Linked DNA regions of Homo sapiens: region 2 is linked to region 1. Evidence: chromatin contacts called from ENCODE Hi-C or POLR2A ChIA-PET data. All regions are on one chromosome and are shown on one strand. The core of a region is the stretch at or near the end of the contact, and the rest is flanking DNA. Distances in the headings are between cores, read along the strand shown.

Region 1 (2,992 bases), core at 347-2,846:
AACTGCCCACCCCTATAACTTTCAATTCTCTCCTTGTTTTTTCTTTTAGGCTTGGATTCTGTCCTTACCCTACATCTTCAGGAGGTGATCAGGTAGCAAACCTGAATAGCTGACAGCAACCACATCCACCTCAGCTATATTTCTATGCATAAACATTGAATGAGTTAATTCCTATTCCTAAGAAACTTTCTAAACACCTGCCTAATTCAACTCAATTCTACCACCATATCTACAACCTGAGACAGAAAAGAGTAAATTGGCGATTGCAATGAAGCACAGATTTCATGCATGTAAAAATAAAACTGAACATCTTTTCTATTCTTCCCCTTGAGCCCTTTGGGACCTAGGACCCCAATCCTTCCAGGACAACAAACAGAGTATAACTTTCTACCTCTTCAATAGGTCTCTTTCAAAAAGAGCATTGCAAACTTTCTACCATAAAGCCTATACAAATCACTGTAGACTTCTCTGATGAAAATCATTGCCAACTTCCAGCTTTCCATTTCTGTCTTTTCTGGGGGAAGGAGCGTCCATCCCTCCTTGACGAAACATAAAAAACACAATACATGTATAACAACATCAGCTTTCTACAAACACGAAGAAGAAATACAGACAAGAAAAAATTCAAAAGAAACAGACAGATATATGGCAGAAAGAAAGAAGGAATTCTAAAAATCCACAAAAGGCGTGCAATGTTCACGTCGGAAGACCTTGATTATTACCTTGATCGAACTGTGGATATCCCCCCTGCGTCTTGGTGCCTTGATTGGTTTGATTTAGTTTTGGATTTTATTAATATTATTGTTTCTCAATGATTGATTTGGCTGGATTTGTTTGTTTTGGCTTTTGGCTTGGCTTTTGTTGTTGTTGTTGTTGTTGGGTTTGTTTGTTTGTTTTGTTTTTGGTCGATTTATTTAACTGCTAGTAAAAGGAGCTTTCTGCAGTGTCGGCTGGGATCCCACACAGCTGTGGCAGCCAGGGCTGCGGCGGCGGCTCGGTCGCGGCTTGTGTCCCCGCTGCCCCTGCTGCTGCTGGTCTCTGCTCCGGACGCGCTCAGAAGGTGCCACCGCCGCCTTCTCTGGCCGGCTGGCCGCCGGGAGTGAACGCGCCCCCGCCTCCTGTCTGCTCTTCTGTCCGTCTGCACGTCTGTCAGTCCGACCGTCTGTGGGTCCGACTAGCAGCTCGGCGCGGGATTCTCGCTTTGCTGCGCTCTGCTCTCAAAGCTGCCACTCTCGCAGGCTGCCAGTCTGTGCGCTGGTCTGTCCGTCCGTCCGAATCCCTCCGTCCCACCAGCAATGCAGCGTCCCTCTTCCGGTCTTCTGTGCCCACAGTCCTCTCCCACTCTGTGCCCCTGGCCGCTTCGCTCGGTAAGAGGAGGGCGTGTGGAGGGAGGGAGCACGCGAGTGTTGCTGTCTATCTTTCTGTGTGCCTCTCCCTGCCTACTTAATGCTCTCGCTCTCTTTGCGTTCTGGTCTCCCTCTCTCAGGCTGTCTGACTGCTCCCACCTGTCCGTAGCTCTGCCAGTCCCACCCCTAGCCAGCCAGCCTCGGTCGATCCCTCGGTCCCGTTCCTCCAGCTTGGCCGCCTCCGTCGTCTGCCCCTCCGCCGGTCCGTGCCCTCCCACGCGGCTGGCACTGCCGCCGGGGGCGGCGCCCGGCTCCTCCCCGCAGCTCCGGATGCGTCCGGTCCCCGCCCGGGCTGAGGGCAACGCGCGTGTTGCACGTGGCTCCACAGCTGCTCTGGCCGGAGACCCCGGGCCCCAGACCCGCCACACCCGGGAGGTGGCGGCAGCCGGACGCCTGCCAGTGTCGCCGCCTCTGCGCCACTGGGAGCATCCAGAACTGGCCCATCCAGAGTGATGGCACCTGCTGGGTGCGCCGGGCGCCCGCGGTACCACTCATTCCCTGGGCCGTTCTCCGCCAGCCCTAAGGCTGGAGACAAAGCGCATGAGCCACGCGCAGCAGCGTGAGCATCATTAATCAGAAAGAAAACTGGCACGTTGCCCCCTGCCCCGCCACACCGCCTCCCTGCTCCCAGCGAGCAGGCATGTATTCTCTCTTGTCCCCCGTGCCCAGGCCCTCCAGCGTACCCGTCTCGGGGGCGCCCCTGGACTCCTGGGGACTCTTGACGAAGCCTTGTTCCACTCCCTCCACCGCTCACTCTCCAGGCCAACTCTGCAGAGACAATCCCACAATAATAACACCTCGCCCCACCCGAATGAATCCGTAGCCTCAGCGCTCTTGGAGATTCTTTGCTTTGAGCAAGACTGAAAGTCCGAACGTGCAGCACCAAGTGTACTCCCTGTGGGTGACTGCCCAGACCGCTGCCCACCTGATCGCTGATTTGGAATCACAGAGGTGCCACAGAAACCTGGGCAGGGTAGGACCTGGGGAAGGAACAGAGTTGACACCTGAAGAAATAAAAGCCTTGATTTTACCGCTTGTTCTAGAGATGCACTATTTTTATTGTCTGTAATTCATTGTTTTTTTTCATTGTCTCGGAGCACTCACTAACACACTACAAGGAAGGAAAAAAAAAAAAAAAGGAAAAGGCGTAGTGAAGGAGAGTGAATAAATTTCCGGAATTCCACCTACTCCTTCTGAGTGAATGTAGAGCCTACTTTTCCAACATTATAGGTCACCAGCCAAGATATACCACTCTAGCTTTCTGCTCCCAGCTGAGAGCAAGGCATTTGATTCTGGGCTTCTTTGCAAGGTTGTTATTAATGTGCAGCAAAATTATAGTTGTACACTCACACATGGAATTGCCAAAGCTCATTTTGACTATATCCAGCAATTCAGCTTCTGAAATGTAGACACTGAATAACTGTGTATCTGGCGAAATGAACGCCCCATCCCACAATAAACTGAAGAGGAGAAAATCAACTTTTACCAGTTGTAATTAGTAACCCCATGAATAGACAACAAACAAATAACTAGCATAAAACATGTTATGAAATTTTCCACATCCTTTTAGTTTCACTTATTGACAC
Region 2 (2,992 bases), core at 316-2,815, 310 kb before region 1:
CCCCATTCTCAGAGTTTCTCATTCAGTACGTCTGGGGAGATTTCTGAGAACTAGCATTTATAACAAATTCCTAGGTGCTATTGATTCTGCTAGTCTATGGGTCACTTCTTGAGAACCACTCTCCTAGACCAAGCTAAATCCTCCTGACCTAGAGGTCACAGCAACCCCTTTCCATCCCTCCTCTCCATGGAGGATTATACCTGACTGACAGAGGGCAAAAGGATAATTCCCTTACTAAGAGTGAGATCAACTCTGTGGAGCAATGCATGCTTCAGAGCTCCCCATGGTGTCTGGCTGAGGTTAGACCCCACCTGAGACCACAGGCTTGCTCAGCCCCTCCTGTTTCCCTCGCTGCCCTTCTCCAAGGAGAACCATCTTCAATAAACCATGTCTCAGCCTTCACTTCAGAGTAACTCAGCCAAAGACACACACACACACACACACACACACACACACACACACACAGTGGAAATACAGGAAAGAACAAAGAGCAAAGTTATCAACTTTCCCTAGACAGACAGGAATATGAATTTCCTCAAAGGAGGATTTGAAGGAGCTTTCTAGAATGAAGAAAGCCTATTTTCCCTTGAAGTCATGAGCACAGAAAGATGTATCCTGTAAAAATCTTAAAAGTTTATCAGCATCATTTTTAACAAGCCTCGGAAGCCCAGTTGTACCTGAGGCCTGCGAGTACTTGGAATTGCTCTATCTCTAAGGTGCTAGGCTGTCATTTCATCTAATGAGACAATCTGTATTTTCTAGGACTTTACACAGTAAGACTCTATAAATTCTGCATCAGGCAGACTGTGGAGCCATCTCTTAATGGCCCCAACAACTACCATTCCACTGTCTGGAATCTTCCAATATGAGATAATGTTGATAAACTGTACAGCTTTCTGCCAGCAATAAAACCAGAGAGCAAACAGAGTTTAAAGGCTGCAAGTAATTTCATTGCAGGCAAGGCCAGAGGACAGAGAATGGAAAGAATGAAGAGGTCTCAGTGGCCTGTTTCTAGAAATGGGCTATGGGGTACCACATGCCCAACTCTCTTCAATCAGTGTCATCTTTGTAAATCAGAATTAATGGGCTCACCTCTCTTTCTCGAGCAGGTGGCAGTGCCCTCCTTTGTGGGCTGACATGCCTAGAGTAGAGGCTGATGCCATCTGGACTGCTGCCAGGTAATCACATTGTTGCTGAGATTGGACCACAAGGCAATTAGCAGGGCTCTCCACAGTAGCTTTGTGTATGCCACAGCCCTCCTCATCAGTCCCTTCCTCATGCCTGACATGACAATATGCACTTGGCTACAATAATAATGAAGGGATGCAATGGACCAGTCCATCTGGTATGTTAGTAAAAATAAGACCAAGAAGGTCTCTGAATAGGTAACGGCACCAGTCAAAAGTAAAATGATAGTACTTGATGTCCAACGTCTAATTGAATATATTTCTAGATTTACACATTTTTAACAATAGGGGGCGTCAGGTCTCTATGTTGTCTGTGGTATTTATTGTGCTTCTTAAAACCCTGATTCCTTTCTGGCTTCATCACGTAGTTCCACAAGTGAAATTTGCACATGGGTGCTGTTACCAATACCTTTTATTGTCCTTGAGTAAGGTAAATAAAGACAAATCTGGCTGACAAAACCACAGGAGATTTCATGTATAGTATAGTTTCCTCAACACTGTAAGAGCAAGCACATGAAGGATCCCGGTTTATCTTTTAATAATAATTCTGAACAAGCTTATAACAAGAAAAGGAAATGCTCTTCCCACCTCAATTTTATTATTTATTTCTGAAAATAAGAAAATCCTTCATAGTCTGCATTACATTGGGAGAAGGGAATTTTATCTGAAAGTTGATGCAACCCAACTTTCTATTGCGGCTTTTCATCTCAAAGATATTTGCCTGCAGGAGCTTCCTGTTTCTCATCTTCCAAATGCAACATCTATAGCGCCAAATATTTAAATTATATTAATCTTACTTGTACATTGACTGAGAGAGAAATAATTCGAGGCAGTGGAAGCATGTTATTGCTGGATATGAAATGTGGAATGGAACATGCTTTCACTATTAAGTCCTGGAGCCTTTTGACTGATACTTGAATATTGAACTCAGAAAATTCTCAGAAAACATGCAAGAAGGGATAAGAGGCCCATCTAGAAGAAAGTTCCATATTTAACATGTTAGCAGCCTATTTGAAATATAATCTTGGGTAAAGATGCATAACATGTAAAACCTCACTGTCTGCCCATTTTTACACTATTATGTAAATGGCTGATACTTCTTTAAAGAATGAAAACTTTAATACAGTGGAATCAAACTATAATACTGGCCCCATCAAAGGAGGAAGCATTAGTTTACTGGAGTCCTATTTCAAAAAATTCAATTAAAGTCTTTGGCCAAAACAGTTAAGCCCAAAGACAATTTAGTGACCACGAGGAAAAACAGAAGCTGTTCTTCTTAAAAGTTAGTTATTTTTCCCTCCCCACCCTCCTTTTCAAAATCAAACTCCAATTATTTTTTCCTGTAGTTTTTATCTGGCAGGACAGAGACCTCAGAGGTGGAATGACAAGGCCACACTGCTTTCTGGCACACCTAGGTAGGTGAGCAAAGCAGTCTGAACATTCACCTCCTGGGATGAGTGATGAAGTGATGAGTCAAAGTCTTCTCTTTGGAGTGACTTCATTCCCTCAGGTTTGGGTTCTCTGACCTATGAATCCCACAGTGGAAAAAATCAGCTGTCACCACCAACTCTTGACCCGGCTTTCCCCATGCATTTTTTTCTACTTTCTGGATCATTGTATTCAAGTGTTTTTTCTTAATATTACATATCATTTTCTCACAGGCAATCTCTCAGCGCACTAAACATCACTAAAATGTTTATTACAGTAACTTTTCTATCACCATTTTAGGCAGTTTATAGAGGATGACTTGTGCTTTATGTACACTATAAATGTTATATATTTGCTATGAACCCAACAAATTACAT

Evidence for each region. Hi-C counts contacts between places; a loop is a spot of excess contacts on that map. ChIA-PET counts read pairs that join two places held with the same protein, here RNA polymerase II (POLR2A).
Region 2: a map of dorsolateral prefrontal cortex shows a loop between it and region 1 (2.5-fold over the local background). The contact joins the enhancer-like site here to the promoter of ARPP21 in region 1. A Hi-C loop is called at or near these places in 1 of 168 maps with a recorded cell type or tissue (dorsolateral prefrontal cortex). POLR2A ChIA-PET finds 5 or more read pairs at or near these places in 1 of 52 experiments (activated CD8-positive, alpha-beta T cell).

Annotation. Positions count from the first base shown.
Region 1 is chr3:35,638,129-35,641,120 of GRCh38, reverse strand. It overlaps ARPP21 (cAMP regulated phosphoprotein 21), which reads right to left and starts at 1,596. Exons shown (of 21, transcript NM_001385562.1): 1 at 723-1,596.
Region 2 is chr3:35,945,209-35,948,200 of GRCh38, reverse strand. No RefSeq gene overlaps it. Among named protein-coding and RNA genes, the nearest start is that of MIR128-2, 200 kb to the right of the region's middle. Within about 2 kb of position 1,565, at least 2 of the 41 ENCODE cell types and tissues checked have a DNase peak (open chromatin) inside an H3K27ac peak, as active enhancers do.